Linked DNA regions of Homo sapiens: regions 2, 3, 4, 5, 6 and 7 are each linked to region 1. The links are chromatin contacts, found by Hi-C or POLR2A ChIA-PET in ENCODE. All regions are on one chromosome and are shown on one strand. The core of a region is the stretch at or near the end of the contact, and the rest is flanking DNA. Distances in the headings are between cores, read along the strand shown. Region 1 holds the start of CCDC186 (coiled-coil domain containing 186). Region 2 holds the start of CACUL1 (CDK2 associated cullin domain 1). Region 3 holds the start of ADD3 (adducin 3). Region 4 overlaps MXI1 (MAX interactor 1, dimerization protein). Region 5 holds the start of CASC2 (cancer susceptibility 2). Region 6 holds the start of BBIP1 (BBSome interacting protein 1). Region 7 holds the start of PDZD8 (PDZ domain containing 8).

The links. Hi-C counts contacts between places; a loop is a spot of excess contacts on that map. ChIA-PET counts read pairs that join two places held with the same protein, here RNA polymerase II (POLR2A). Pooled maps may share reads with other maps.
Region 2: a loop to region 1 is called in a map of CD8-positive, alpha-beta T cell, with 15 times the contacts of the local background. The contact joins the promoter of CACUL1 here to the promoter of CCDC186 in region 1. A Hi-C loop is called at or near these places in 2 of 168 maps with a recorded cell type or tissue (CD8-positive, alpha-beta T cell and naive thymus-derived CD4-positive, alpha-beta T cell) and 8 of 50 pooled maps.
Region 3: a map of CD8-positive, alpha-beta T cell shows a loop between it and region 1 (14-fold over the local background). The contact joins the promoter of ADD3 here to the promoter of CCDC186 in region 1. A Hi-C loop is called at or near these places in 2 of 168 maps with a recorded cell type or tissue (CD8-positive, alpha-beta T cell and naive thymus-derived CD4-positive, alpha-beta T cell) and 7 of 50 pooled maps.
Region 4: a pooled map shows a loop between it and region 1 (6-fold over the local background). The contact joins the enhancer-like site here to the promoter of CCDC186 in region 1. A Hi-C loop is called at or near these places in 2 of 168 maps with a recorded cell type or tissue (CD8-positive, alpha-beta T cell and naive thymus-derived CD4-positive, alpha-beta T cell) and 8 of 50 pooled maps. POLR2A ChIA-PET finds 5 or more read pairs at or near these places in 1 of 52 experiments (A549).
Region 5: a map of CD4-positive, alpha-beta T cell shows a loop between it and region 1 (11-fold over the local background). The contact joins the promoter of CASC2 here to the promoter of CCDC186 in region 1. A Hi-C loop is called at or near these places in 3 of 168 maps with a recorded cell type or tissue (CD4-positive, alpha-beta T cell, CD4-positive, alpha-beta memory T cell and CD8-positive, alpha-beta T cell) and 11 of 50 pooled maps.
Region 6: a map of CD8-positive, alpha-beta T cell shows a loop between it and region 1 (20-fold over the local background). The contact joins the promoter of BBIP1 here to the promoter of CCDC186 in region 1. A Hi-C loop is called at or near these places in 1 of 168 maps with a recorded cell type or tissue (CD8-positive, alpha-beta T cell) and 9 of 50 pooled maps. POLR2A ChIA-PET finds 5 or more read pairs at or near these places in 1 of 52 experiments (activated B cell).
Region 7: a loop to region 1 is called in a map of CD8-positive, alpha-beta T cell, with 7 times the contacts of the local background. The contact joins the promoter of PDZD8 here to the promoter of CCDC186 in region 1. A Hi-C loop is called at or near these places in 1 of 168 maps with a recorded cell type or tissue (CD8-positive, alpha-beta T cell), 1 of 37 single-sample maps with no recorded cell type and 10 of 50 pooled maps.

What each region holds. Positions count from the first base shown.
Region 1 is chr10:114,171,840-114,176,133 of GRCh38, forward strand. It overlaps CCDC186 (coiled-coil domain containing 186), which reads right to left and starts at 2,364. Exons shown (of 16, transcript NM_018017.4): 1 at 2,176-2,364. MIR2110 (microRNA 2110) reads right to left here and starts at 2,340; the gene lies at 2,266-2,340. It also overlaps a transcript of TDRD1 not described here. RefSeq lists enhancers at 2,046-2,574, 2,170-2,369 and a silencer at 2,430-2,699.
Region 2 is chr10:118,753,157-118,757,450 of GRCh38, forward strand. CACUL1 (CDK2 associated cullin domain 1) reads right to left here and starts at 1,814. Exons shown (of 9, transcript NM_153810.5): 1 at 1,240-1,814. The coding sequence starts at 1,606. RefSeq lists enhancers at 1,743-1,882, 1,881-2,175.
Region 3 is chr10:110,005,819-110,010,112 of GRCh38, forward strand. It overlaps ADD3 (adducin 3), which reads left to right and starts at 2,166. Exons shown (of 15, transcript NM_016824.5): 1 at 2,166-2,481. ADD3-AS1 (ADD3 antisense RNA 1) reads right to left here and starts at 2,563. Exons shown (of 5, transcript NR_038943.1): 1 at 2,363-2,563; 2 at 139-263. RefSeq lists enhancers at 811-1,366, 1,367-1,920 and silencers at 1,749-2,178, 2,489-2,898.
Region 4 is chr10:110,212,074-110,216,367 of GRCh38, forward strand. The region is part of intron 1 of MXI1 (MAX interactor 1, dimerization protein); the gene reads left to right. LOC105378480 (a long non-coding RNA gene) reads right to left here. Exons shown (of 2, transcript XR_946315.4): 2 at 795-4,294. Among named protein-coding and RNA genes, the nearest start is that of MXI1, 6.6 kb to the left of the region's middle. RefSeq lists a silencer at 2,522-2,571. Within about 2 kb of position 2,363, at least 4 of the 41 ENCODE cell types and tissues checked have a DNase peak (open chromatin) inside an H3K27ac peak, as active enhancers do.
Region 5 is chr10:118,044,298-118,048,591 of GRCh38, forward strand. CASC2 (cancer susceptibility 2) reads left to right here and starts at 2,524. Exons shown (of 4, transcript NR_026940.1): 1 at 2,524-2,806. It overlaps RAB11FIP2 (RAB11 family interacting protein 2), which reads right to left and starts at 2,644. Exons shown (of 5, transcript NM_014904.3): 1 at 1,514-2,644. The coding sequence starts at 1,866. RefSeq lists a silencer at 2,082-2,571.
Region 6 is chr10:110,917,448-110,921,741 of GRCh38, forward strand. BBIP1 (BBSome interacting protein 1) reads right to left here and starts at 1,733. Exons shown (of 4, transcript NM_001195305.3): 1 at 1,674-1,733; 2 at 674-766. The coding sequence starts at 710. It overlaps SHOC2 (SHOC2 leucine rich repeat scaffold protein), which reads left to right and starts at 2,157. Exons shown (of 9, transcript NM_007373.4): 1 at 2,157-2,210. RefSeq lists silencers at 1,067-1,226, 2,077-2,516, 2,527-2,616 and enhancers at 1,358-1,897, 1,587-1,786, 1,807-1,856.
Region 7 is chr10:117,373,287-117,377,580 of GRCh38, forward strand. It overlaps PDZD8 (PDZ domain containing 8), which reads right to left and starts at 2,154. Exons shown (of 5, transcript NM_173791.5): 1 at 1,070-2,154. The coding sequence starts at 1,941. RefSeq lists silencers at 1,645-1,824, 1,925-2,244 and an enhancer at 2,475-2,594.

The DNA of each region.
Region 1 (4,294 bases), core at 1,114-3,613:
TCAAAACTATGCTGGTGCTGATTTCCACTTTGTGTCTACTGTCCCTTCATCTCAGTATTTTTCCTTTTTCTTACTTTTTAGCCCAAATACATTTTTTAAATCTCAGTAGCTAAGAAAGTTCAAAGCAGTTTGAAACAATAGATTAAATTATCTATGATCTCACTGCTGCCCCTAAAATGAATACTAAGTATAACATTTGCAATACTGTAAACTCAGTGATATGTTTATGAGAAATTGAAAAACCAGCTTTAGTTATTTTAAGGTAGAGATAAAAGAAAAACCTAAGTTTTACTAAAAGAAAAAAAATTTCAGGGTAAGGATTCTTACTTTAACACGAAACTGTTGCATGAATTTGAGAAACTAGTGCAGATTACCAGTCCTTCTTCAAAGGGAAAGATTATTTTCTAAATCTCCAAATAAAGCTGCTTTGTGCTTCAACCTACTGTCTCTTCCTGGAGTCAGTATACTGCAATGCTTTTATCTTCACTCTGTGATGTCAGCATAAAGCTGCAAATAGATGTTTCTAAACTGAACATACTAAGCAATCATTAGCTATGCTGTCACTGCATAGCATTAAAGGACAACTCTACTTTATGGGTGAAAGAACTAAAAGGTTAGAGTGGTCACTGTGATACACACCAGCCAACCCTTTCCGTTAGCAATAAATAGGACTCAAAAGCCAATGACACACTATGGAATCTCCACTGTTTAAAGAAACCTTAAGTTTATATGCAGTTATTCTGAATTTAACAGGGCCTTTAAAAAACAAACACAATCCATGCATTTCCAGGGAGAATCTTCAGTAATCATACGTTTGCCTATTATGCTGTAAAAAGTTTTAATTCTTAATACTGCAAGATTCGTGATCTAATATCTTCACTGCATTAAAAATAACATGAAAAGACCAGAAATAAAAGAGAAAAATGAACCTAGCCAATCATTACTGTTTTTTATTTGTGTAATGTTGGATAAAGAATTGAAGTTACACAGGGAACAGTGTACATTACACACAGAGATAGTTCAGTTTCACTATCAATCTCTCTTGAACCTGAATCCTTCCCACGAGATGAACACTCGGTAAATATTAAGGTGTACTTGATAGTTGGGAAAGCCACACCCACAACTAGCATACCTAAATAGATAATAGCAGATTAATTTCTTCTGAATGACTACCAGCACACCTCTTGAAACCCTGATTTACTGAACACCTTAGAAGACAACACCCGGCCTATCGTTTTGGAAGAAAAAAAAGCTGGGCATCAAAGGAACATGACACACATGCAGAGAAAACGGCCAAGTACCTGGGACTGTACTGCGTATTTTTACTATATTCTCTCTTCTGATTTCCACAGGTAACAAGATTATCAAGTGAAAGAAGTAGGATTCTAATCCAGATGTTCTGACTCGAAATCCAGGACTTTTTCCTCTAAACAAAATCAAGATGGGAATATTAGGTGAAGTTGTTAAACTGTTAACAGCTAAGCAATACTCACACCTGCACTGTTTCCCAAGATTGCTACTTAGGGACACGTAGAAGGGTTTTTGTTTTGTTTTTGCCATTTTTCATTACTGATGGAGACATAAATCTGAAACCCCTTCCTTACCAACCAAGGTTTATGAAATGCCTTGACGTCCTTGAAAGACAACATAAAGAACAGTATCCACCACTCCAAAGAATCACTTCTAAGGAACTTAGAATCACAGTAATGGAAGTGTTTGGAAGAGGGTAACAAGTCTTCACAACAGTAAATATAAAACACCCACATACAGTCAACTTGAGACGAAAAACGAAATAGGCGATTGAGTCTAGGAAAGATTCTCGAGCAGGTAGGGCTTGGCTGCAGTTCACACGCAGCCCAGGCAATGGGCTCGAATTCAGACGCTCTCGAGGCACAGCCCCCACGACCCCCGCTGACCCCTCTTTGCCACCTCCAAGGTCCCGGAACCGAAGGAGGAAGGCAGGGAGAGGAAAGGGCTTGAAACCCGTTCCCCAGCCCTCCCCTTCCTCCGCGCCCTCAAAGGAGCCAGGCGGGGAGCCCGCTCGACCTCGACCTCCACCTCGCACTCGCCCTCGCCCCCGCCACGGAACGTGCAGGAAGGAGCGGAAGGCTGGCAGCCCCACCGCACCGCCACCGCGACTCACCGGTGTGCCCCGAGTACCCCTCAGACACTTACCCCACTTATCCAAGCCTCAGGCCACGCCCTAACAAGGCTGCTGGAGCTCTGGCTCAGGGGCCAACTTTTCCATAGCGGGGTCCAACCAGCCAAGAGTGGGAGGAAAAGACCGCGGTGAGAAACACAGCCGACGCCTCACTCAGCGGCCGTTTCCCCAAACCCCTGCGGAGCTGACACATCAACAAAGATGGCGGCGACACTGAAGCCGGCCCGGTTACAGCTGAGGGGGCGGGGGCTCCCTGGAGGAACCAATCAGCGCAGCGCGGGCGGGGTGACGCAGCACACCTTGAGGTCCTGGGTAACCTGTCTGCAGTGGGCTGGGCTGGCGGAGCTCACCTCCCACCTCCCGGCCCAGGAGGCCCCACCTTGCGGCCCGAGAGGCCCCGCCCCGCACTCCGCCTGGCTGGGCACCCACGCCTCCGCGACCTGGAGAGCCGGGTCTCCTGCCCTTTGGTCGGGTTCTTCCTTTCAAGCTCCTCCGGACCCACGCAGCCTGTTTCTTTCTGCAGGACGCTCTTGTTGGCTATTACTCCTCCTCACCCTTTGGCCTGCATGAGTCAGGGACATAAAGCAATAAAAGAGAATTTGAAATTGTGGCTTCCCGGCTCTCATGCGGAAACCTTGCACCTTACGTGGGCGGAGTCGGCTGGAGCAGGCTACGATGGGGGAGACCTCTGGGGGTTCCATAACAGCGCGTTCGTGTCTTCAGCGTGGCGCTGCTGCCATTGTTTAATAATAAACTGTCGGTGCCTTCGTCTCTGGCTTCAAGCTGAGCGCATTGATGGTAGGAAGTGTCCTCTCCCGGCTGAGTAACCTGGCACGCAGCATGGCAACAAAAAGTGTATTGGGTACAGTTGCCTCGCCCGGCCCAGAGAAGGAAGGTCAGCAGTTCAGTCTCTGGAGGTTTCGCAAACCTCCTCAGTCCGGGGAAACGATGTTCTTTGGTTTAGGTCTTACACATATCTCATGAATGAAAATAGCTGATGCAGACGATTCTGCAATGTAAGAATTTGTAAAGCAAAACTTACTACTGTTCTGTTAAGCGTCTTCGATACTGTTGGCAAAACACACACACGGAGGTGTAATGGCACCTCACTCCTCCTTAAATGAAGGTACTACACTGAAGCACATTTTGCAGTTAAAGTGTCTTGTCATAGAAAATAAATGATTTGACTTTAAAACAATAAATCGACCAAGCCTTCCTAGGGAGACATTAATCCAAGGGGAAAAAACTGAAGAAACCTTAAGCTGTTTTCGGTACTCGTCAGTAATAACATAGGTATTACTATTTCTGAATATTTCTGAATTTATAATTAGTATAAAGTATATAAATATATCTTTGTGAACCAAGTTTTTCACCATAAGAGAAAAGAAATACAAATATAAACCAAAGACATTATATTAAAATTCTGCAATCCTATATTTGAATTTACAAATATCAGAATTAACTCATGGTACATTTTTTTCGTGAAAAAAAAGGTGTGTCCACTGAAAACTCTTAGAACAGTGACCAACCCATTGCACACTCCTATTCCCCAGATTGTGATCTCTAAAGAGCATTGCCCAAAAAAAGTTACCTTGGCTTCTCTTGGAGGTTAAGTGCTGATTCCCAGTAGGGGCAAGAAATATGCAAGATAGCCTAGGACATATTGCTTGTAGCAGAAAGCAAGGAAGAAAAGCAAAGATAACATGAACTGTACCCAAAAGACTCAGAAGGCAGTTCAAAGATGCCCCAACTTCTCAAACAGGACAAATTTAGCATTCAAAAATAATAACAGCAACTGGTTGAGACGCACTATGTAAAAAAATCAGTGAGTGCATTTATTTTTTTTAATGTCATTGACCCTCTTGGAAAGATGCCAACAAGTCATTACAATCTGAGAACTGATAAAGAATCAAGCATTCATCCTACCTTTCCTGTTGCAAACTGAATGTCAATCAAATAGTCAATGTGGGGAAGCTCTTCTCTGTAGAACTCCATGTAATAATTGCAGAAAGAAAGATAGATGATCACCATTTTGCAAACCCTGATGAAATAATGGATCTAGGTAATGGTCATCTGTGAATCTAGAACCATTAGATGAAAAACTGATAGGAAGCTTCGTATTGTAATGGATGG
Region 2 (4,294 bases), core at 564-3,063, 4.6 Mb after region 1:
CCACAACACAGCCTTCAACACACAAACTATACAATATAAACATGATTATCATGAATAAGGAGAAAAAGCGTATATAATCTTACCAAACGTACATATCAATGTCTTTGACTAAGGCAGTATCTTGGGGCAAATAAAATTACGCGCTGTTCCCACACACAGTGTGTAAGATTCCGACTATCTGCATCAAGGCAAATATTTTCTCTGCACAGCTAACTGGACAAGTACAGCTTCATAAAATTAGTAGCTAGAAATGAACTCTCCAGTTGCTTTACCAGATGCCACTCAAAACTTGCAGTTAATAATAGGAGAGAAAAACCTGGCTGTGATGGTCACAATCATTTTCAACATCCTATCACCACCACCACCGCCACGCACACATACACACAAACCAAAGTAAAAGCACATTCTTTTCCTAGCTATGGAAGCATACATATATCCTGGTCAGAGGCAGTTTCGGATTACAAAACAGATTTTGGTCTTAAATCTTAATGCGTGCAATTGAGCGTTAAGACAGACTACTAACATAAAGTTCAACATGCAACCCAATCTTGGGTTTGGACACAAGACATAACCCATCCTGAAAGGCTTATTCTTATGAGTGTAAGCTCTGAAAAGTGATTTTATGCATTATTAGCTTCAAGACGATGTCGGAGCTGCCACTGCATCGGAAAGCAACTCATTATTTCCCTAGCAGGATGCAAAAGTGTAACACAGTAGAGAAGGAACAAGGTGTAGATATAGGTCAACTTTCAAATTCCTTACTTGTTTAACACAGCCTGGCCAAAAACACAAGAACACAAGTTGCCAGATTTCTTTTCTCTCTCTGGCTGCAGAAGACTGAAGGCCTTTCCCTAACGAGACTCAGGCAGCCTTATTTTCCCCTCACTTTGAGGGTGAAACTTCAAGAGAAGACGGGTGCGAAAAGAGCTTCCCAATGTTGAGAGACTGCCAGTTGTGATAGGGATCGCACTGACCGAACTTGGGGCTCCGTGTGTACCAGGCTGCCTCTCTAGGCCAGGTAATACAAGAAGCCAGGGCCGCTCAGGCGCTGGCCGCAGACACCAAATGAGGGGGAGGGGACGGTGAGGGGGAAGGAGGCAGGGAGGCGAAGGCGGACGGGGAGAAGAGGAAAGACCGAGGCCTGAAACAAAGGAAGCGGAGCTTTCTCCAAGAGGGGGTGGATTCGGCGTCCGAGTGAGGTGGAGAAAAGCCAAGGCTGCAGGGAAAGGCTGGACTCACAGAACTTGGAGGTGGAGGTGTTGATGTTGATGGTGGAGCTGGCGGTGGGGGCGGGGGCCGCCTTGGCCACGGCGGCGGCCGCGTCGCAGCTCTTCAACATCATGATCACCCCATTAGCCTCCGGCGGTGGCTGCGGCCCCATCGGGAGCCCCTCCTTGGGGCCTTTCCTGTCCACGGAGACCGCGGGCACCGCCAGCAGCTGCCCCCCCGGAGGCTCTCGGGCAGGGGCCGGGATCGACGAGGGGGGCGGCGGAGGTGGCAGGGGCTGCCGGAAGCCGTCCACCGCAGCCTCCCAGTTGTTGTGGTTCTGGTCGTCCATCATCGCCTCGTAGCTGCCCCCCTCCTCCTCTTCCATGCTTTCCTCCATCCTGCTGGCCCCCGGCACCCGCCCGCCTCACAGGCACCTGCCGCCTGTCTCAACCCCGGGCCAGCGGGCACCGCTGCCTCCCCGAGTTACATCGCCGGCGGCAGGAATGGGCGCAGCGGAGAGGGCTGCGGTGCGCAGGGTCTCTCGCTCTCCGCGGGGCCGACTAGCTTGAAGACGCGGCTGACGGCGGTGGGCGCTCCGGGGCTCTAGTCTGGGAGAGGCAGCCGTAAAGCAGCGGCGCTCCTCACGACGTTTTACAGCGGCTTCCAACAGGCAGTTGGAAAGGGCAGCTGGGGGCGCGGCCAGGAGGGCACGTGGTGCGAGGGACTGGCCGCGAGAAAGCGGAGCCAAAAGGGGCGGGAGCTGTGAGTCACTCCCACGCAACAGGGCAGAGGTTCGCCCCGCCTCGGCTGGCAGGGAGCTAACAGGGGAGGCGCGACGGGTCGGGACGGGCATTCGCCGGCCCCGCCCCCTGCCCGGCCTCACGTGACAAAGGTGTGTCTTGCGCACGCGCGTTCGCAATCTGGTTACCATGACGACGAGGCCCTCGCCGGTTCCTGAGGACGCGCGCGGAGCAGTCTTGGCAGTAGCTGTGGACTGGCCAGAGTGATTGGAGGTGTTTTCCTCGCGTCCTCCAAGTCTACGGGGCCTTCGCACCTCTGAGTGCCTGAGAGCCCCGGCTTTTGCTTGGGACGGAGGTACGGGACCACAAGAGGCCCCGGGGTCGCAGGTTATAAACGGATGAGACCGCCCTGGGCGGCCCGTGGTCCGACTGCTCTTGGGTCGGTCCCCAGCCGTCGCGACACACACGCACAAAATCGAGAATAAAAACCGAATCACACATAGCAGGATGGCGCAAAAAAGAAATGCGTTTGAGTTACTCATGTGTTTTTAAAATTCCTTTACGTTTGTATGCACTAAGGCCAGCAACCCAACTTTTAAAAATGCCGGCTCAGGCCGGGCGCGGTGGCTTACTCCTGTAATCCCAGCACTTTGGGAGGCTGAGGCGGGCGGATCACGAGGTCAGGAAATCGACACTATTCTGGCTAACACGGGAAACCCCGTTTCTACTAAAAATACAAAAAAGTTAGCCGGGCGTGGTGGCACGTGCCTGTTGTCCCAGCTAGCTGCTCGGGAGGCTGAGGCAGAATTGCTTGAACCCGGGAGGCAGAGGTTGCAGTGAGCCGAAATCGCGCCACTGCACTCCAGCCTGGGCAACAGAGCGAGACTCCATCTCAAAAAAAAAAAAAAAATGCGAGCTGGGCGCAGTGGCTCACGCCTGTAATTCAACCACTTGAGGAGACAGAGATGGGAGGCCCGCTTGTGCCCAGGAATTCGAGACCAGCCAGACCAGCATAACAAGACCACGCCTCTAAAAACAAAATTAGCCTGGCATGGTGGCGTGTGCCTGTGGTCCCAGCTACTCTGGAGGCTTAGGTGGATCACTTGAGCCCTGGAGGTCAAGGCTGCAGTGAGCCGAGATCGCGCAACTGCACTCCAGCCTGGGTGACAGAGTGAGACTGTCTCCAAAAAAAAAAAGAGAATTAAGTGGTATGCTGAAGGGGAAAACATAAAACCTTAGAATTACATGTGTGGCAAAAAGAGAGGCAGAAGGAAGGCAAATTCTGTTTCAAACAACTAATGGTTTATCATCAACAGACTCTAGGTAGATGGCTGGGTGAGTGCGATGGGATAAAGAAGGGTCTTTACATTTAAAAAAAAAGTCCAATATACAGGGAAGATAGAGTCAAAAAAGTGTCTCTAACATACTGTGTCATAAAGCAAGTCTTTACATATCTAAGGATTTATATCATAGCGACTATATGGCCACAAAATATATGAAGCGAAAATGAACAGAAGTATAAGAAGACAAAGAAATCTACCATCAGAGTAGGTGATTTTTCACTCCCTCTCTAATTGCAGTGAGTTGAATACAGCCTCCCACAAGATATGTCCATATCCTAATTCCTAGAACTTGCGAGTATGACCTTATTTGGAAAAACGGCGTTTGCAGATGTAATTAAAGTTCTTGAGATGAGAAGATCATCCTGGATTATCCAGGTGGGCCATCAATCCAATGATAGGTGTCTTTATAAAAGAGAGGTAGAAGAGAAGAGAAGGTAATGTAACCACAGAAGCAGAGATTGGAGTGATGGCATTCCCAAGTCAAGGAATGCTGACAGCACCCAAAGCTGGAAGAGACAAATTTTCCTCTTGAGCCTCTGGAGGGATTGTGACCCTGCCAACATGTAGATTTCAGACTTCTAGATGCCAGAACTGAGAATTCATGTCGGTTTTTTTAAGCCACCTATTGTGATAATTTGTTAAGCAACTGATTACAGGAAACTAATACATAGACCGAGGGGACCAAAAAAATCTTTAAGGTACTGGAAGAGTTGAGTAACACAATTACCAAGCTTAATCTAATATATATGTGTAGAATATTGCCTTAATGACCATAGAATACACACTCCTATCAAGAATATGCTAAACATTTACAAAAATTGAACATACTGTGTCATAAAGCAAGTCTCCACATATCTAAGGATTTATATCATAGTAACCACATTTTCTGGTCACTATATAGGTAAGTTAAAAATCAATAACCAAAAGGTAACTGGCAAGCCCCATATTTCCACTATTCCAATTAACTCATGGGTCATAAAATCATAATAGAAATTAGAAAAC
Region 3 (4,294 bases), core at 916-3,415, 4.2 Mb before region 1:
CTGATTCCATCCTCTCTGCCTCTTATGAAGCAATACTAGAGAGGAAAAACAAAACCCATTCCTTTAAGAAAGATTCCGCCTCCTCTCATAAGCAAGCGCCTAATGGTAATTGTAGAGTTTACTAAGTCAAACACTTACTACTCAGCATTGAGAGAAGCTGCTGCTGCTAATGCTGCTGCTGCTGCTGCCGCCGCCGCCGCTGCTGCTGCTGCTGTTGGTCTGAGGCTGCAGTAGGTTTCTGTGCAGCATTGCAGAATCCACACCTAGAGAACAGAAGACACAGACACGTACGTCTACTACCCTTGTTAGAAGGAAGCTTTGGATCTTCGGTGGGTAAGGAGATCTATCTAGCTATTTTGTCCAGAAACTGTGAGAAAAGGAATGATCATGGAAAAGACTGTTCATCAGACATGCTTAAAATGGATTATGTTAATTTGTCTTCCTTTGGTGGTGGTGGGGGTGTCCAGATTTGCGACTAGCAAAATATAGTGAGGACTATATTCTGATAGGTGCCCTTAGGATACTTTTTTTGCTATTCATAAAAAGGCTAACCTTGATGCATGCAAAGCTTTTCATTTTTTTGCTTTTTAAATGCAAGAAAATATCCAGCCACTCCCAATATCTCTCTCAAATACTGCAGATATTTTTAAATACCAAATAAAATGTCAGGCTGAGCATTTTCTAAACAATTTTCTTCCTCAAACTAGGCAGCCTTCCCCACGATTCGTTAAGAGTATTTAAAAATAATAAGGCATGGTTGGATTTTTTGAGCAAATGGGAGATGGTGGTAGACTAAAATTTCTACAGCCTTAGTCCAGTGGAGAGAGAAAACGATAAATGCATCACAGTTTGTGTCAAGACAAGATTCATTTTCCACACTTCATATGTGGGAAGAGGAAACTACATTTTAATTAGCACATTTTTAGGGAGGAGGGGGGGGATGAAGATGAGGCGGATGGCGTGAGGTATTTGAGGGGGACGAGTCTGCAGATGAGGAAAGGAAATGAAGTGGATTGTCGCCAGTGCCTTGGAAACGAAGGGGGATAAGGGTGGGGAACGAAGTTTGTTGTGTGTGTTAGGGTGGGGTTGGCCCAAGGGACCATGAATCATTAGAATGGCGCTCGGAGGGGTGTGCTTGCAAGTGTACTGGTGCAGGAGGGACGTGGAAGTCGTGGGTGGCAGAGAAAAGTGTGCACCGCTGGGAGGTCTATTTCAAGAATAGGTTGGGATGAGAAACATGTCTGGGCGAGGGGGGTGGGAGGCCCGGTGTCACCTGTGGATGGATCCACAGCCCTGCAATTGCGTGTTGCAAAGTTTGCCCGGCCCCGCATTCATTTTGAAGGTTCTTGGCGATGCCTCGACTTTTCGCCTCAAAGAAGTGAGCTCTCATAAGGTTCAGAGGCCGGGAGCCAAAGCGGGAGTGAAGACTCTCGAGGGGTCCAAATGAAGCAGAAGCGAGAGCCCCTGTCCTCCCCCTATGTGGAGGTGAAGCAGGGGTTGTGGGGACTAGGCGCCCGCGAAGGCAGCTGTGCTGAGAGCAAAGTCCAGGCCCCACGGGGGGCGTGCGGAGGTTGAACCTTTGCAGTGGCCTCCTACAGCCCCAGCAGCCAGCGTGGGCGGCCGAGGCTGACTCAAAGCGGCGGCTCAGCCTCGGGAGTAGGAGTAGGGGGCTCGCTCATTTAGGGCGGGAGACATTTCCGAGGCGCCCCTCCTCCCCTTCGCGGTCGGGTTTCTATCGGGGTCGTTTCCCCCTCTGGCCCTCCGGGGACGCCGCGGATTCGAGCTGCACAGTCAGAAGAGGACGTTGAAAAGGCGCCAGGCAGCCGCCCCGAACCAGGCCCTCCCGGCTGCCGGGCCTGCAGGCCCCCACCGCTGCGGCTTCACGGACTTAGAGCTTGAGGGCGCGGAGGGGGCTGCGGGGGCGGGACCAGGACTCCCGAGGGGCGCTCGGGGCGGGGCCAGAGAGAGCTCGGGGCTGCCAGAGGCGAGGTCTTGAGGAGGCGGGGCCGGGAGGCTTCGGAGCCCAAGAGGCGGGGCCAGAGGCGTAGGGGGCTGCGAGGGGCGGACCTTGGGGGCGTGACCGGGGGGGGCGCTTGGGGACCTAGGGGCGGGGCGTTAGGGGGCGGGACCAAGGGACGCTCGAGGGGCGCTCGGCTAGTCCCGCCAGAGCGCGAGCCGCCAGCCCGTAACGGTCGCCAGTGTGAGGGGCGGGAGGGAAAGAAGAGGGGTTTAAATTAGATTTTTTAAAACACAGAGCAAGCGCCAGAGGCGTCGGCATCCCAGGTGTCGCCGCTTCCTGCTGCACAGGGCTCGGCGTACAGGTCCCTCCCTCCTCAAGCCCCCTCCCCTTCTCCCGCCCTACCCTCTGGGGCTCTGCGGCGCTTAAGAGGCGGCCGCAGCGGCGGATCCGGCGGCTGCTGCAGCCCGGGCGGCTGCCGAGAAGGAGGGAGGGGAAACACAAAGCCGGCTACGCGCTGCGAGGTAATCTTGCGGGGAGAGGACGCGCCGTCGTCCCGCCTCTCTTCCGGGCCGGGACGCGGGCACCCGCGCGGGGGCTAGCACTGGGGACGCTACTGGGGGTCGCGCGGGGGTAGGGAGCGGCGGCTGGCGGGGCCAAGGGGACTTCTCATTGGCTGTCCCTGCGGCCTCAGGTGAACCCTTTTCCGGGGCGGGAGTGGGGACCACGGCCAGGCCAGAGGGGAGCGTACCTGCGGGGGAGGGTCCGGGGGTGGCGGTGCACGGCCTGCGGCGCCGCCGGGTGGGCCCGACGCTTCGCGCGTCTGCTGGTTTTCCCTAGGAAGGCGGGGAGTACCAAAATCAGTTACTGGCTGAAGCTTAGGTGACCCCGGGGACCTTAAGCCCTGAAGGTGCGCTCCAGGGGAGTGAGAGGTTCCTGCGCTTAGAAAAGGTGGAGGAAAGGGAGCGAATGTTGGTTTTAGTTGTTTTTCTCCTCATTTAAAAAAAATTTTTTTTGTTACAAGTTGAAAGTGTTCAGTCACCTTTCTCCTATAATCCGCTTCCCCACCCCCCAACACAGACACACACAAACACACCGCCCCTACAAACGTATACATGTTAGGTTGAGCTTCCTGCTAGGGGTGACAAGCGAAGTTGGCAGCAGGTCTGGTGTGCTGGTGTTTGGGGCACGTCCAGCCTCTTTGGAGGTAGGCTATTATAGCTTAGGCAAGACCACAGACAGGTAGCATAATCTGGGCCTCTTTTAAAATGGCAAGAACGGCTTCAGGTGAACTTTTTTGTTGCAGAGATTTAATTGCAAGTAGGTGCCGGTTGAAAATGGGAGCGCAAGGAAAACCACTAATTTCCTTGGCACATGTGCTGTTGCAATTAACCTGGTAGAGTGTTAAGGAATTTAACTTAGCCAAGAGGCTTTGAGGGAGGATTATATGCAAGTTTGGGGAAGGAATTGATAAGATTCTGGGGTATGGGACTAGCTACATACACGTGCGTGCAAGTTTACGTTAAATTATGTAGCATTTTAGATTTAGCAGTATTAAATGGTTGCTTTTCTTGGAATGGCTTCTGACTACATAGTGCAGGGTACGTTCCTAATTTTGGCTTTAGAAGACTCCTAGTGAGAGTGTTTTTAAAGATTGAAAAAATAAGAGTACAGTGCAATTTGTCGTTTTCAAGTTAAATACTTGACTGTTAAAAATATTTGTGTAATTAAGTTATGGGACCAACCCATTTATAGGGTTAAGTTACTTAACCCTATAAATAACTGGAACATTATAAATGGAGCATTTGTAGAAAGTTTTTATATCGAAGTCTCCATTATATTGTACTTGCATTATAACTTATTTTCCTTTGCTTAAATGGAGCAGATTAACTTTATGGAAGGAGGACCAGGATAAAATAAAGGCAGCTACATTTAACTCTTCATCTTTCTGAAGAGTTCAGTCTGTGATAACACTTAAGGTGCCCAGAAGTGCTGGCATGTTGGTAATAGTTTTTAAAGAAGAAACGGGTGTATCTATTTTGAATGTTAAACATAATTTGAAGGAGTTCTTGAGATAGTTGGTTATGAGACATTCAATGTATTGCTACATTTTACATATATGATATCAGGAAATGTTTGGTGAACATTTGACATAGTTGATCATATGACACTTGGGAAATATTTTGCATGATAGAAGGATAGTATTTTCGTAATGTAAGTTTCAAGCATTGACTGAAAGGGAGAAAATTACACACTTTGCTGTCTCACCCCTTTCTTCAATATTATGCTGGCATGAATGTGAATTCTGCCTAATTATGTTTAAAGTGTAGATCTGGC
Region 4 (4,294 bases), core at 1,113-3,612, 4.0 Mb before region 1:
CTGTGAGAGCAGGTAAGGTCTGGAGGAGAGAAATGGGCTTCCTAGTGTCTGGAGGAGGTTGCTTTGGAGGCAACACTTAAGATAGGGAAGGACGATCAGATGAGAGTAGAAAGCCATAAGGCTCCTTGGAGTGGATCACCTGGGTTTGAGGGTGGGGTGCTTTCCTAGGGGCACGGACAGCCCAAGAAACAGCCTGTTCCTCCTGGTAGAGGAAGCTGCTGTTGTGTGGTGTCATTTGGCCCCACCCTGCCTTCTGACTTAATCTCCTCTTCCTTGCCCTGAAACCTCTGTGTCTGTACAGCAGATCCACCAGCAAGCAGGCTTCACAGTCGAACCTCTGTGCTCGACTTAGACTCTTCCACTGTCTAGAATGCTTTCATTCTCTTACTCCCCTAGGGATATCTGTATCCTACCTTCTCTTCAAGACTTAGATCAGTTTCCACCTCCTCCAGGAAGCTTCCCCTAGCTATTTCAGCCCATTTGGCTCTATTTGTTAAGTCATTGTACTTGAGAGAATGAAACCTTTGCAGTCACATGGAGCAGGGCCCAGCTTGCTACTCTACTGCTTACTGGCTTTGTGACTTTGGACACAACTTACTTAGCCTGAGGTTCCATTTCCTTTTTGCAAAATGGGGATAACAATAGTATGACCCTCATATCATTGTCAAACAACTCAATGAGGCACTGCACTTAAATATTTAACGTACCTGAGATATAATAGGTGCTCAATAAATAGCAACTTCTCTGAGCTTTGATAATCAGTACCATGCACTTCTCTACTTGCTTCCTGTGTGTTAGCTTTACCTTTACAAGGAGTTTATTAGTAACTTAAGAGAAAAGATCACTTACAGTATTCAATGCATGTTACCCATTGCATATAGCACACCACTGGGCATACAGTAGTAGATCCTTAATATAAATGTTTTGATTGGTTAGATTTGTCATTTACTGCTAGCTATGGCACGAGGATCAGGTTTGGAGGCCAGGGGACACGTGACAGCCTTTCCGAAGATTTGGAGACGAGTCAGAAATACTGATCTCCAACTCCCTTGGGTGGTGAGACCAATCCCTGCAAGAAGATGATAGTTCAGACCTGAAGAGCTGAGACTGCATCCTGTGAACAGCTGTGACCCTGAGAAACAAATAAGAAAGAAGGAGACTAGAGTGACTTCTGCTGAAATCGAGGGCTTTGATGGCAACTAATGTTCAAGCTGGTCACGTTTTTGCATGGCAGCAATCTTATGAATTCATACATTCTTCAAATGTACATTGAATGTCTACTATGTGCAGATGCTTCTTTCTGAAAACTCTGTAGGTTGAAGTATGGTGGGGGTGGAGTAGGGTATTTGTCTTTAGTGGAGTTATGTGAAGAGCATTCTTAAATCAGGCCCTATTTCCTCTGCATCCCAAATTATGTTCCCCAGATTCAACTTATTTTTTCCAGTTTTAAATATGATCTCTGCTGACTGGTAAATACCAGAAGAAGGCTTTTTTGAGGATATTGTTACGGCTTTCAGAATCACGGAGCTCCCAAGGACTGTGTGTCCTGGAAAGGAGATCCAGGGAAAGGGGACAGGGCCTTGGAAGTTAGAGAAGTTGAATTGAGCCATTCCTGGTTTGGGAGCAAAAAGGAGGCTCCATTAGCTACCAAGGCAAAACAGTAGCTGCTCATCCATCTCTCATCTCTGATGGAAACAGTCTCCCACTGACACATCCAGAAATGGGGATTCATCTGGAGATGCCTGGGCAAAAGTCTAGAGGTGAAACTGAGGAAAATGAAGAGGGTGCTGGCGTGCAGCAGCAGCAACTAATTGTATGGCATAATATCAATAATGGCTACAATTTATTGAACACTGACTATATTCCAAGTATGGGGCTATGCATTCATTATCTCCCCTGATCTTCACAACAACCTTCTGATGGATGCAATTTTATTACCCTCTTTTACGGAGGAGGGAACTGAGGAGCAGGGATGCCAGGTAATTTGCCCAAAGGATATATAGCTAGTAAGTCGCGGAGCTGAGTTTTGAACTTAGGCCTCTGATTCCAGAGCCTGTGCTCTTAACCATATACACATGTACTCATTTCACAGCCAAGGAATGAAGTCCAGAGAAGTGAAATGACTTACTCAAGGTCACCCAGGAACCTGAAGCAGAGCTGGTATTTGAAACACCTTGTTTATTGTCCAAGGTCTTCCTGCACACACCTTGCTTAGAAAAGGTTTCGAAGTGAGGCTGGAGTCAGAAGAGCCAACCAGAGAGGCTTTTTTTCTTTTTTTGTCTTTCAGAGTTGTTCAACTCTCCTGGCCTTAACTCAAGTTTAGGGCTCCTAGGAAACACCACCCCCCTCCTGCTGCCTTTCCCAAGTCTGTCCTCTGGGCATATTAGAGGACTTGGGGCTGTTGCTATGGTACTGGGGCCAACAGCAGGTTCATCAAAAGCCGGGTCTTTTGCCTTTTGAAAAAAAAACCCAGCCCTGCAGAAGCGAATTGGCCACAAAGATTTGCATCAGTCATTGTGGCTTGTTCTGTTTTAGATCCCCCTGCCTCCCTACCCCACCCCCTCCTCCCTACCACCACCACTTTCTATAAATACAGTTGGATAAATATTGATTTAAACTGGGTTTCTGGAGGAGAAGCACATGCTTGCCCTGGCTTGGTCTTCACTTAGATACCACCAGTATGTCAGGCCTGACACACCTAACCCCCGACAGCTCTGGCTTCCAAATGTCCTGTTTTGGGGAGATGAATTGTGGTTTTGTGGCTTTTGAGTTTTTTTTTTTTTTTTTAAAGGAGAGAAAGAAAAAGAAATAAAAAAGTAACAACCCAGCAAGAAATGGGAGTCTTCCTGCAGAATGAGGAAAGCAATTTTCAGCAGGCAGAAATGGGGGAGCTTTATAGTAATATGGCCTCCTGAACCATTCTTCTCCCTTCCCATTTTTCTTTCTGCTCCACTTCAGTTTTTTTTTTTGTTTTTTTTTTTTTTTTGAGATGGAGTCTCACTCTGTTGCCCAGGCTGGAGTGCATTGGCACAATCTCAGCTCACTGCAACCTCCACCTCCTGGGTTCAAGTGATTCTCCTGCCTCAGCCTCCCAAGTAGCTGGGACTACAGGTGGTTGCCACCACGCCTGGCTAATTTTTGTATTTTTAGTAGAGACAGGTTTTCACCATGCTGGCTAGGCTGGTCTTGAACTCCTGACCTTGTGATCTGCCCACCTTGACCTCCCAAAGTGCTAGGATTACAGGCGTGAGCCACCACACTGGGTCCAGGTTTTGTTTTTAAAGGAGGCAGGTATTAGCACAGAGCATCAGGGCCAGAAGGAGCCCCAGAGGTCACAGAGCATCCATCATCTGTACAGTCATGGAGTCTGAGACCCAGAGAGGGACACTGGCTTGCCCAAGATGACACAGCAGAGGCAGAACCAGGTCCTTCTGGGCTGTGTTCCCTCCTACCTGATACGAGAATGGGTTCCAGGTAGAGTCCCAACCTGGGCATTTGTTTCACAGGTCCAGTGCTCATAAAGTCAGCAATTTTCAAACCTGGTTTACTGATCCCAGGGTGTGTCCGGTTATTGCAAAGGTCATTGCAACATTCTCAATAGTCTTTCAAAATGAAGCTAATTTCAATTTGCCATACTTAGAAAAATACTATCTTTTACATTTGGGGGCTGGGAGGAGGGAGGAGCTAGAAGGTGGTGGCAGTGATGAGGTGGCTATCCCAAGCCTTGACTGAGGAGGAGGAATTCAAGTCTTGGAGGATCCTTCTGGAGGTGGAGCTCTAGGCTCACAGTGGGGAGAGAGAAAAAAAAGAGAGGGAGGGAGGATGGAAGGGAACGGGAGAGGCTTCAATTCCCTGTCCCAAGGACAGACACCTGCTCTCTGGCTCTTCTAACTTAAAGGAAGCAATTGTCTCTGATGTCATTGTACCCGAGTGGCCTGGCTAGAGGTGTTAAAGCTGTCAACAGCTGACTTGATCTTTGTGGTCAAAAATAATGGGCATTTGCCATCATCATGCTGAGCAGGAGGCTCCTTCTTTGCTTCCTCATCTTGGCAGAAGTGTGCTGGGCCCCTTGCTTATGAAATGTTTTGAAAGTTCAGGTGACCCTTGGTTTGAGCAGTACGCTCCAGGGAATATATGTAAACAGAATCCTTTTTCAAAAAAATTTAGAGAAACTCTCTTGAAAAGCCCTTGTGGCAACTATTTTGGTAAGATGTGGAATTATGTTGTGAGCCATTCTCCCTAAATTTGTGTTTATTCATTCATTAATTAAACCAGTACATAAGGAGTACATACT
Region 5 (4,294 bases), core at 1,274-3,773, 3.9 Mb after region 1:
TATAAATGAAGTGAGGAATTTGAAGGTGCAATATACTTAATAGTTTACATTCAAAACACGTTAAATATTTACTAAGTGTCACCCAAAATTGGCAATTTGAAACAGATTATTTGGTAATTATCCATTTTTCACTTTCAATTTGATAAAGAATCCCTCGGAGGAAACTGAATGCCACTCTTTAGGTATCAAATAATTTTATTATTCAAATCACTGATATATATTAAACTTTACATTTAACTTTTTCTCTCCTTCTAAAATATTTTCATCTCAATTAAATGGTACCATTTTTCCTCCTGCATTCCTAGTATTTCTGATCTCTCTACACTTTTACTCCACATATATTAAATCTTAGGTTAAGACCTGATTTAAAATGAAACAAAAAAACTCCAATCAAGAGAAGCCTGAGAGTAGAAATGTACAGAAAAGAACAAGAGAGAGTCGTTTTAAAATGTAAAGAATTAACATAAACTTCAAGAAAAATATCATTGTAAGAAAGTTTTTTAAAGAGTAAATAAATTCAATTATAACTGAACAAAACACCAACACTATTTTGGAAATGGAAAGTCCTCTTAGAAGTTCAACCAGTATTTTTCTCTCACTAATTTCATTAATATAATGTCCTTTTAAGTTTATGGAAGGGGTGAGTATACTTAACTCTAAAAACATATTTTTTTTCAATTTAAGACACAATATCCTAGTGTTAATTTATATTATGATTTTTTAAATTAAAATGTATCTAACTCAAGCTCAAAAGTCATACTGAAAAGACCACTGAAGATGTTATCAAATCATTTCATCACAAAAATTTATCATTCTCTCCATCCTACAGCATTTAATATGGTCTAAACACAATAGCTTTGGAAAATCAATTCTGAATACAATAACTCTGATGTAATTGCAAATTCAAAGGAAAATGTAAGTGCATTCGAAGTTGAGGATGTCTGTACATACTTTTAAAACTTTTTTTTTTTCTAACAGGTATAGACTCCCATCAAGGCACACTGACCCTGAAAAATGGCTGAGCTAAAATAAAAGCTGTGTTTATAACGCTGAAACGAAATACTGAGTTCTAAATCTGGTGATTTATCTTTTGACAGCTACAAAGTGCGACACATCAACATTACATTGCCAGATTTAATTTCTCATCTTCCATTTCATTGATAATTGTAAGGTTTAAAATCCATAACAATTTATATGAAGTTCTAGTTGGTCAATACTGTGATCCAGTCCTCATACTGAAACAATGTTAACTTACTTAAAATCCACCACAAAATATTCAATTATTTGACAGATGTTTAACAGAAAGAATAAGGGATCATTAATGATTCCATTTAAAAAATATTTCATCACGAGTGCTACTTTTACTTCAGATTCATGCAAATATGGTGCTTAAAACTGGATCATATTTCAATCCAAAAACCAACGCCCGAAGTATACGGATAATTTCCAAGAACAGAAAAACCATAAATAAGATATAAACTCCCCCAAATTCAAAATAAATTACATAACTTACTCTGTTTTCCTTCTTTGTTTGTCCTCAAAGATGTCATTGAGATTGATTGCCACCTGCCCTAAAAATTTATCCAGACCCACCAGGGACCTGTGCATAACTATAAGGAAAAGAATGTATTTCTCTGGACTTCCCTGAATTAGCAATCCAGGTAGCTCGAAAGAGGCCTCCTCCTTCCAAACTGGCTCAAGGGTTTTCTCAGCTACAGAGGTGGAGTACTTTTCCTTGCCCAGCTGAATTATAGTGTATGTGTCATTGGTACCACTTTTGCCTTTTGGCTTCAGATCTTTGGCTTGGAGCACTGTGACCTGCACGTGGGTTGGAAACCACTTTTGGGCTTGCTCGGACAGCATCATCCTGTCCTGTTTCTCTGCCCCCGAGTTCCCTAGCACAGGCAGTGCCCCTCCCGGAGGGAGAGCCTAATTCCTTAATCACTGCATCCTAAGGACACTTAACGGAAACAGGCAGGCTCAGGGCTCCCCGACTTCCCTATGGCTGATGTCAAAACGCCTCGCGGGGGCAGCCCAGGGGCACGGCCGCTCCGGGGGTCCCCTTTCGTCTGGAGAAACACAGAGGCCCACCATCACCTGGCCGCGCCGTGCAGGCCTCTGCGCGGACCCCCGCCCCTGTCTCCACCTTCCCCAGGCCTGCGGGGCACGTGAGGCCTGGCCACACGGACCCGGGCGGAGGGCTGCGGGGGTGAAGGGAGCCCCCGCCCCAATTCTGCACCCCTGGCCTCCCGCCTGCCTCCTTGCGGCCGAGCAGCCTCCGCTGCCTCCGCGCCTCCCGCCCGCCCGGCGTTCGTCCGCAGGCTCGGCCCGGCTCCTCCTCCCGACCCCGGTAATACGAACCGCCGGCGGCTAACGCGGCCTCGCTCCCTCTCGCAAACCTCTCCCTCCTCCTCCTCCCCCTCGCCTCAGCTCCTCCTCTCGGGCGGGAGCGGGTAGCCAGGGGTGGAGTGGGGGAGGGCGGGGAACGCGGCCGCCCCGGCGCCGGCGGGACGTGGGGCGGGCAGCGGGCTGCAGGGCTGCGGGCGCTTGGTTCGGCCTGGCCCGGCCGGCGGCTCCTAACACCGGGCGGGCGGCTGCGGCGGCACTTCCGGGTTGGCCTTCTCCATGTTGGTCTCGGGAACGTGAAGGGGCGGGGCCTCGAGGTCAGGGGTCAGCACCTCCCTGGTTGCCGTGGCGACTGGAGGCGCGCGACGCGGGCGCAATGGCGGGGACCCGGGGCTTGATGCTGCTTGGGCCTGGCCCAGTGGCGGGTCCTAGGGACGTGGGTACCTGCAGAGGCCGGCAGGTGAGCCCTGGGGAGGGCTGGGGACCGCTCGTGAGAGGAGGTCATCAAAGACCCGGAGACGCCCCTAACTAGGGCGTCTTTGAGGGCAGGGGATCTGTGTTCGCTGTGTCCTGGATGCCCAGTGCCTGGCAGGAGCAGGTCCATAAATGGTGTTGGAACGAATCAGGCCTCTTCACTGACCGAAAGGAAACTTTTCTCCAATCTCCTATCCACCCTTCTCTTTTTGAAAAGTCCGTAAATTGACTGAAAATGACATCCCCCACCCAGACGAAGGGCGATAGGGAAGCAAATAGTTTCCACAGGGAGTAGAGATGTAGGGAGGCACTGGGCTGGCATCAGAAGACCTGGTTCCGGCCGCGCCTCTGCCGCTATCAGTGTGTGTGACCTTGGCCGAGTCATTTCACCTCCATGAGCCTCAGTGTTTTCACGAGTAAAAAAGCCAGTTCTACCTCATGTCTAAGACTCCATCACGACTCTATGGGCTCGACGTCAAAAGGACCCCCGTGGGGACTCACACTGTGGTGGACTGTGCAAATCATGTGGAGACCATGCCCCAAACACGGGTTTCGAGTTTCAGGGGATAATACATGTGCCTTTCCTAGCACAATGCGGCACATAAATCTCCTTTTGCCCCTCTATTTCTCAATTGGAAGAGACGCTTATGTACCACCCCATTGCTGTTAATTCTGTTCGTGTCTTACCTTCCCAAGGAAATTCTAAGTTTTGGGACTGCCTTGTCTATCATGCAGTCCCTTCATAGTGGCTAGCATGCAGCAGACAATTTACTGAATTACTTAATGCCTTTTTTCCCTTTACAAGACTAATTTTGAGAGTAAAACAATATGATACATGTAAATGCACGTTTTTTTAACTTAAATGGCCATAAACATGTAAAGTATCGTGTTTATTATTTTCAAGCAAGGTTTAAAACTTCTCATTCAAGGCAGAATTTTTCATCCCTGGGAGACAGTGTATGAAAAGGCCATGTGTGGAAAACAGAACAAAATCATCGTACTGCGAATATAGCATCTGGATCCCAGAGTGCACAGTTGTCAACTTTAAAGAAAAATATTCTTAGGGATTTTTAAACAGTACGTTGGAACAGTCAATGGTGGAATTTCACCAGGATCTCTAAGGAGAAATAATTTGACACCTGAAACTTACAAAAACCAAATAAACATCATGAAATCAAATTTAATTAAGTTTAGAGTTCTTATACATTTTAAAAGTCTTCATGTCTCTATTAAAGGTTGTAATTAAACAATAGAAAATTATAATAGTGGATGTGTATTTCTGAAGAGCTTAAATTGGTAAGCTTTATTAATGATTATAAACTTGTTTACAAATATAATTTCACTCATCTCTGAAATATAGCCATCTCTAGGGTAGAAGTTGGCAGCAGTAGTTCACAGCAACTCAATAACATACTCCAACACAACTCAGAGAATACTCTAAAGGCAAGAGCTGAACAATTGGAATTACTAACCT
Region 6 (4,294 bases), core at 483-2,982, 3.3 Mb before region 1:
AAATGGCAAAATGTTAACTGCTGCATATAGATGATGGGTACATGAATATTCATTAAATTATTTCTTTCAGCTTTTAAATATATGAACACTTTCATAATAAAACACTGGGGAAAAAAATCATGTCAGAAAGACTTCACAGGGGAAACGTAAAACAAAGATTGAGTAGCAGGCGCTCAGCTGAATTTCTGATAAATTGAAGGTCTCTAAAACTTGGCTGGAAGTGTCTTGGGCATCCAAGAGACACCCGATATATTCAAACTTTCAGTAAGTATTTACCAAAATAATATCATGTGCATGGTGAAAATGACGGGAAGACGAATCTGATACAAACCATTCTATTTAGGTGCAGACATGGTAGTGAAGCTAAAAACATAAGCGCTATTATATATATATAACATACTGATTGTCATAAAAGATGTACAAAAAATGCTAAACTCAGAGGAAATTACTTCCTGCTGGGAAGAATCTGGAAACACATCTCCACGGGTAACAGAATCAGATACAGAATCACAAAAGGTGACTGCTACAACAGATTTCAGTAATTAACAGCAAAGAAACAAGAGTAGTTCATTTTGGCTGGCGTGTAAGTACTAAGGAAGCAGAAATTAAGTCGAGAAGGTAGGTTTGCATCTGTATTGTTGACTGGCTGGATATTAACCATTTTCAATTTTACCTGAAAGTTCTGGTCTTTTTGCTGCAGCTTTAAGCATCCAACCCGGTATTACCAAGATGACTTAGAGTTCTTGACTCAAGCATACAGAAGAAACTACAAGATAATGTATGATAACTTTGTAAAGGGCCATATAAAAGCAATACAGTATTTTCAAAAATCTTCAACACGTTGTTTAAGAAACTGTAGACCTGCAGGAATCCCACCACCAGAACCGCAGTCAAAGCTTACAAAGACTCAAAGGAGAGACGCGGAAAGGGGGGAAAAATCAGAATGGGAAGGCAGGTGGCAGGGGAAAAAGATTGAGGTCCTGCCCTGGTGGTAGGGGCTCATCTTTTCCTTTTATAGGTGAAGGTGGAAAATGATTTTCTGAAGTTCCCGAATTCTCCTCCCTCCAAAGGCCAAGGAGTGAAAGTACTTAATAGGAACTTGCGGAGGCGTGGTCAAGAGCTCCGTTTTGCCGGAGTTAGGAGCTCCGCCCCGAGGTCCCCGCCCATTCCCCGCTGGGGTCCTCCCGGCCGGGCTGCCTCTGGCTGGGTTAGGGCGGCCTGTAGAGCGGCCTCACCCCACAGGGAGCCTCACGGGGGCGGGCCGCCGCCAGGCCAGCCCGGAAAAAAACCGCCTTCCAACGGAAGCGGCCCTGAGCCCCGCTCGCCATTTCAGCGCTCTGTCCCACAGGGACCGTCCGGCCCGGGTCCGGCCCACTGGTTGGGGTCCACGGACTCACCTCACTTTGCAACTAAGGTCAAAAATAAGCATTCCCTGGGGCACGGGCGGCCAGGCTATTAACACCCTTCCGCCATGACCCAATTCGGAAGTGCCAAATGCAACTTCCGGGCAGGAGAGGGAATTTCGGAGCCCTAAACTGTTGTCCATCTCCGTAAGTGACCAGACGTCTCAGTAAAATAAGGGCCAGGAAACTGGACGTGTAATCCGGAGTATGAATTAACTTGTCTAACATGGGATGTGTGGTCACCCACGGTACCTCTTTGGGCTTACTTACAGATGCATCCCTTCCCAGACGGCTCAGCTGTTGCCCCGGGTAACGGTGAGACTGGCGAAGGAAAAAAATCTACGTCACCCTGGAAACAGGAAGCCAGGAATCTCCTTTTGCCATTATCAGTTATGGCCGCCTTAGCTTCAACAGTAACTTCCGATCGGGGAGTTGTCACTCTACCCTGCTGGAGGCTTACTCTGTAGCCCGGCTAGCCAGAGGCGCCCAGTGGGCGGGAGACGGCGTAGAGGAACTGAGGAAAGGACAAGGGCGGAGAGAGAGAAGCTGGCGGCACTGCCCGTCTCTGATTGGGCAGCTTCTCTTGCCCCGGTTCCGCCCATTTTTCTTGCCTAGCGAGTGACGGGCCCACGGCAGAGGGGTGGGGCGGGGAGGCTGGAGCGAGAGTAGTGGCGGGGCGGGCGGGGCGGGGCGAGTGGGGGAGGGGCGGGCGGGGGGCGGCGGTTGGGCAGCGTCGCTTCTTAGGAGGAGGAGGAAGAGGAGGAAGGAGGGCGAGCGAGGAGGATGGCGGAGTCGGGGCTCCTGACGGTAACTCGGGGCCGATGAGGCGGAGGGTGTCTGTTGGTCGGTTCTTCCTGCCTGCCTTCCTGTCCGTCGGGCAGTCGGGCTGGCTGTCGGTAGGGGGAGGCCCCGTGCGCCCTGACAGGCGCGAGCCGGCAGCGCCGGGGCGAGGCCCGAGGGGCCGGGGCCCTGGGAGGCGCCGCCGCCGCCGCTTTCCTGGTTGCTGTCTCCGGGAGTGCGGGGCCCTTGGAGCCGGCTCGCGTGGGAGCCTGCAGCCCGGCGCGGAGAGGAAGGCGGTCGGGTGTGACAGCGGCCGGGGCCGGGCCTGCGGCGGCGGCGGCGGGCGGCCCGGACAGCGCCTGGGCGACGGCGAGCCGGCGCGAGGGCGCGGGCCGGGGGCCCCCGGCGGACAGTCTCTCTCCTCTCGGCTCCCTGGGCCCCCGGGCCCAGTCCGCAGGGCGCCCCGAGTCGTGTAAATCGTTGGCGAGGGCCCGGGCGCAGCGGCGGTCATACAGGGTGGGGTCTCTTCTCGCCCCCTCCCTGGAGTCCACCTTGCTCTCCCGTTCTCCTCTCCCTAAAAACCCTTGAGTGAAGAGTGCTGGATCGGCTCTGGGTGTGTTGCCTAGCGAAGCGAGTTGTAGCCCTTCGAGACCGCCTCGTAGAACATGCCCGATGGCAACCTCTCCCCGTGATAGCACAGCTTTTAGGGAGAGAGGAAAAGTAGTCTCACTCTTCCCCGACTTCCCCAGGCTCATAACACAAGAGGCTTTGGGGCAAGACGATTTTTCCCCCAGCACCTCAATATCCATTGTTTTTGTACCATCCCCCTCCCCCCATGCCTAGGTGGAAGAGTAATGACTCCAAAGCATTAACTTGCCTTTCTCTTTATTTCTTTTCTTTCTTTTTCTTTTCTTCCTTCCTTTCTTTAAGCAGGCAGTTTGTGTTATTGTGGAATTATGGATTTACAAACAGGTGGAATAAATACCGATTCGGGAGCTAGAAAGAAGATGCTTTGTGTGTGTGTTTAAGCCCTTACAGTTGGCAGTTTGATTTTTCTTGTCTGTTGCTTTGTATCGTAATGGGGGTGATGAGAATAAAAGAGGAAGCACTGTTTTGCAACCTACCCAAAGAAATATTTTCGAAGTCTCTGGGGATGCTGAAGCAAAATTAGGTTGCAGATGTGGACTGTATAGTATTTGCCTCCAGCGTGATAACTACCAGCAGTGTCTAGGCTTACACCTGTGCCATTTCGTATACTTTTCTTAGATACCGAGTGCGTCTAGTTTCTACTCAAGAGGGACTACTATATCAAAAGCTTTTTGTTACGGTTTTCAGAATCCTAAGGTACATTTGTGTAACCAAGTGTTTTTGTAACTAAATGCAGCAACACCACTGAAAAATAGTTTTAATTTTAAAGACCTCAATTTATTAGTGTACTTACTAATCTTTACCCTCATCCTCCATGCTGTGGACTGTAGAACTGTTACTGTGTACTTGAAGAGACTTAGCTATTGCATCCAATTTGTAACATTCAGTAAGGTTATATTTATAATTTGAATTTATCAAGTGTTGATGTTTTGCTGTGTGACAGTGAAAAGAATTTTAGGAATAAAGTATGCAAATGACCATTCGCCACATATGGAACTTAGACTGAGTATGATAAGCCTTTTGTCTTTATTTGGACATAAAGTATATTGTAAACTTTTTATGTAATTATAAATACACATTTGAAAAATAGACAAAAATAAACACAAAACTGAATAAAAGTTTTGTCTAAGGTTTGTAACTTTCAAATGTCTGAAATTTAATATAAAGCCAACATATAAAACAATATTGAAATCCCAGTTTCAAATTATGGACATGTCTTTAAGGGTACTGCATTTTCCCAAGGTGCTTGTTCAGTTTTATTTTTAGTTTTTAATTGTTATGGGTACATAGTAGGTTTTTATGGGTTATATGAGATATTGATACAGGCATACAATGCATAATAGTCACATTAGAGTAAATGAGGTATCCCATCATCTCAAGCATCTACCCTTTGTGATACAAATATCCAATTATACTCTTAGTTATTTTAAAATGTGCAATTAAATTTATTGAGTATGGTCACC
Region 7 (4,294 bases), core at 904-3,403, 3.2 Mb after region 1:
TTTGTACAGTGACTTCAGGTCCCTTGAGAGAAGAACTTACAGTCACAGAGAGTAAATGCTTGATGGGCAGAGTCTGGATCTGTGTTCTACAATCTACCCAAAATGGGCAAATGACATTAATACAAAATGTAAAGTACACTATGTACAGGCTCCCAACTCCTTTCCCATCTGCTGTGGAAAGTATTCCCGGGCCGGGCGCGGTGGTTCACTCCTGTAATCCTAACACTTTGGGAGGCCGAGGCAGGCGGATTACTTGAGGTCAGGAGTTCGAAACCAGCCTGGCCAATACGGTGAAACTCCGTCTCTACTAAAAAATACAAAAAAAAAAAAAAAAAAAAAAAAAATCAGCAAGGCGTGGTGCCATACGCCTGTAACCCCAGCTACCTGGGAGGCTGAGGCAGGAGAATCGCTCGAACCTGGGAGGCAGAGGTTGCAGTAAGCCGAGATCGCGCCACTGTACTCCAGCCTGGGCGACACAGCAAGACTCTGTCTCAAAAACAAAAACAAAAAAAACCCACAAAAGTATTCCTTTGCAAGAGTTACCACCTCTGCCTTGAAAGGTGTCAAACCATCAAAGCAAAAGTGGCTTGCAATGTCAAATTAGCACAGACCTGGGCTATAAGCACACTCTTCACGCGTGTACTGTGTCCAGGAACAATTTCTCAAAGCGGCCAAGGGGATGCTGCAAAGCCAGTGACGCGGCTGCCCTCAATGCAGCAACCACATAGAGGGAGAGTTTCTCAACAGTCCCAGAAGCGACTCCTGGGGATTAGGGTAGGCTTCCCTTCCATTTCCAATATGCTGCTTATAAAAGGAGACGATTCTGCCCGCGTTGACAGCACCCTGAGTCCCCATGAACACGCGAAAAGGTTTCTAGCTCCTATCAATGCCGTTCGGAAGCAAAGCAAGTGTTCACGACTCGCCTTGATCTGGGGCCCTGTCCAGGGTGGGAAGGCCCCAGAAGCAGGCGCCAGGACAGAAATGAGCCTTTGCCCTTCCCAATCCACGCAGCGTCCCGCCCAGGCCCGGGTTCCCGGCAGCCAGGCCCCCTCCCCGACCTCCAGCTCACCTGATCTTGTAATTCGGTAGGGTGTGCTTGCGCTTGATGATCTTCTTGAGCTGGTTGACGATGATGGAGGTGAGCTGGGGCATGGGCCGCCCTTCAAACTGGGAGCGCACCTCGAAGTCGATCAGCGGGTCTTCCACGAAGGAGAAGAACCAGTGGGTGAAGGGCACGCGCGTAAAGACCAAGCGCAGCCTTCCCACCACGCGGGACAGCTTGACAAACAAGTAGGCGGACTTGCCGAAGACCAGGTCCACGTCGATGGCCAGGTGGAAGCCCCCGTTGTACTCCACCTCCGCCTCGAAGGCCAGCTCCTCGGGGCAGGCGGCGGGCAGCGCCTCCCCTTCAGGGCCATCGGGCTCCCCGGTGGCCGAGGGCACGACTGGCCGCACGAGCCGGATGGTCTTGATGAAGGGCACCGTCTCGCCCAGGAACACGTCCCGCAGGCTCAGCCCCTCCAGCAGGCGCCCGGCCGTCTTGGTCTGCAGCAGCTCCTCGAACTCCACCTTGATCTTCTTGGTGACCCAGCGGCGGGTCAGCGCGGTGTCCCGCAACTCCCGGAACAGGAATAGGATGGTGGCGTTGAGGAAGTAGCAAGTCTCCCGCGTCGGCGGGGCGGGGGTCTCGGGGGCCGCGGTGGGGGTCGCGCCGCCCTCAGGGGCCGCTCCGGAGGGCTCCTCATCCCGGCCGCCGCCATAAAGGTACTCCCTTAGGAGCAGGCCCGGCACTGGCTTGATGTAGCGGAAGCCCTCGCCCGCGCGGGCGGCCTCGTCCGCCGGCGGCTCGGGCTGTCTGCGGTACAGCAGGAAGAACTGGGCGAGGAGCGTGAGGAAGGAACCCAGCACGGCCGACGCCAGGATCATGAGCAGCAGCCCCATCCCGCCACCGCCTCCGCCCGGGCCCCTACTCCCGCGCCCACAGCGCCGCTTTCTTCACGCCGCCGCCCCCGCTGCCTCCATTTTGAGGACATCGGGCGGCTGGGTCGGGGCGAGCGGCTCCGTGGGCCTCGTCCAGGGGCTCGGGCCGGCGCGCTGCGGCGCCCGAGCCCGCAGCGGCCCGCGCCTCCTCAGACGCTCCCGAAGGGCCGGTGTGGCGGCGGCGGCAGCGGGGCCGGGACCGGCGCCTCCCTCAGGCCTCCACTCATTGGACGAGCAGCGCGTGACGTCAGAGGCGTGCTCGCTCCCGGCGGCGTCGCCCAGCAGTCGGCGCCCGGGCACGCGGACGCGGGTCCTCCTTTACTTCTCTGCGGCCCTTCCAACCTCGTCCCCCCACGCCAACATTCCAATCCCCGCGGCGCGCGCCGCCACCCACGTGGCCGTCACTTCTGGAGCTGCGGTCGGGATCTGGGAGGACGGCTGGGGACGCGGGCTGGAGGATAAGGCGGTCCGGCGGAGCGGGCCTGACGCGTTCCGGATGCCGGCCATCCCGTTATCCTCGGCTGCGCCCATCCCCCGTCTCTGGCCGCAGTCCCCGCGGTTACCTCTGCAGCGGCGTCGCTCATCCTGCGGTGTGCTTCTTCCACTCGCACCCGTGACAGCCCGGCTGGCAGCGGCGCTTTCCCTGCGGGCAGCACCGCAGACGATCCGAGCGGGCCTTTCGGACGCTTCCCAAGCCCACGGCGAGAGGGGACCGACTGCCTCAGAGGCAGCCATCGCGGACCTGCCGTCCCCCCGGCAGACGCTCTGCGTCCGCGGAGGGTGGGCCCTGGGAAGGAGGGACGCAGGGAAAGGGCGCGCCACGCGGAATGACTTTCCCACCGAGGTGGATCTTCGAAATTTCAGGGAGGAGGAAGTTGAAAGAACAGCCAGGAGGAGAGATGCATAGTGAAACGAGTTTGCCAAGTGATTGGAAGATTAATATGCGACCCGCTGTCAGTCTCTGGTTAAGCCGGTAGTCCATCTATGAGGCAGTTATTCACTGTTAGCCCCCACCCACTTGACAGATGCCAACACTGGTGCAGAGAGCGTGGGGAGGTTGCGTGGGGCCGCAGAGTGGAGCCTGGTTTATCTAACACTAAACCCTAATGTCTTGATCACTACTCTCTGCCCTAACACAGAAACTGCTTCAGTTGTAAGCAGGCCAGTGGGTTCCCTAATGTTCAGGAAGGGAGAATTGGGGAGGCGGATTAGGGAAGACGGCAAGGAATTTTGCATAGAGTAGCACCTTAACCAAAGCCACGAAGCTAAGCCAGGTTGCCCAGCAACAGCGTTACTCCTCCTGCCCTCTGACTACTTAGTGGTTACATCATAAATGCTTATCCCTCCAAGCACGTGGAGTTCCAGTCCTGCAGGAGTCAGATATCCCATACCTTAAAGGCCGATTCTGGCTGTACCTAAGGAGCCAGGGCAGGGCTCCTCTCTAGCCCTTGAAAACCTTCAAGCCGGCCGGGCGTGGTGGCTCACGCCTGTAATCCCAGCACTTTGGGAGGCCGAGGCGGGCAGATCACGAGGTCAAGAGATCGAGACCAGCCTGGCCAACATGGTGAAACCCGTCTATACTAAAAATACAAAAATTAACCGGTCGTGGTGGTGCGCGCCTGTAGTCCCAGCTACTCAGGAGGCTGAGGCAGGAGAATCACTTGAACCCGGTAGGCGGGGGTTGCAGTGAGCCAAGATCACGCCATTGCACCCCAGCCTGGGCGACAGTGCAAGACCCTGTCTCAAAAAAAAAAGAAGAAAACCTCCAAGCCAAGGATTCTCTTAACTGTAGGTGATTCTACCACAAAAATAGACCTGACCCAGCTGGGACAGGTACAGAACTTCGGAACCAGGCTTATCATGCCTTACCGAATCATGCCCAGATACGAAACCAGAATGGCTTTCATTACTATGAAGACATAAGATAGGTGTCTGCTGAGGAACCATGCTCAAACCATGGCCGAGATTTTTCGGAGATCTTGGCAACTTCTGTTCTCTGGTCCCCTTTGGTTCCTGGCCTCTGCTTCTGGGCTGCTCTCTGGGATCTACACTGTTTCAACTCAAATGAGAAATGTAGACCCTTCTATGATTTCCACCGTAAACCTATTCATAACATTCATGCACATTGCATATTATAAATGTTACAGAAGCTGGAAGTAGGGTGGCATGAAAGAAGTTATTCACATTCCTGAAATATAAAACCCTCAAACTGTATATTGATCCATCCCGAGTTGCAAAATATTCTTCACCCACCTCCCTCCTCAACAATGAAAGTTTGTGGTCTTCATGGGAATGAGTCCTCAGTCTTCATCTT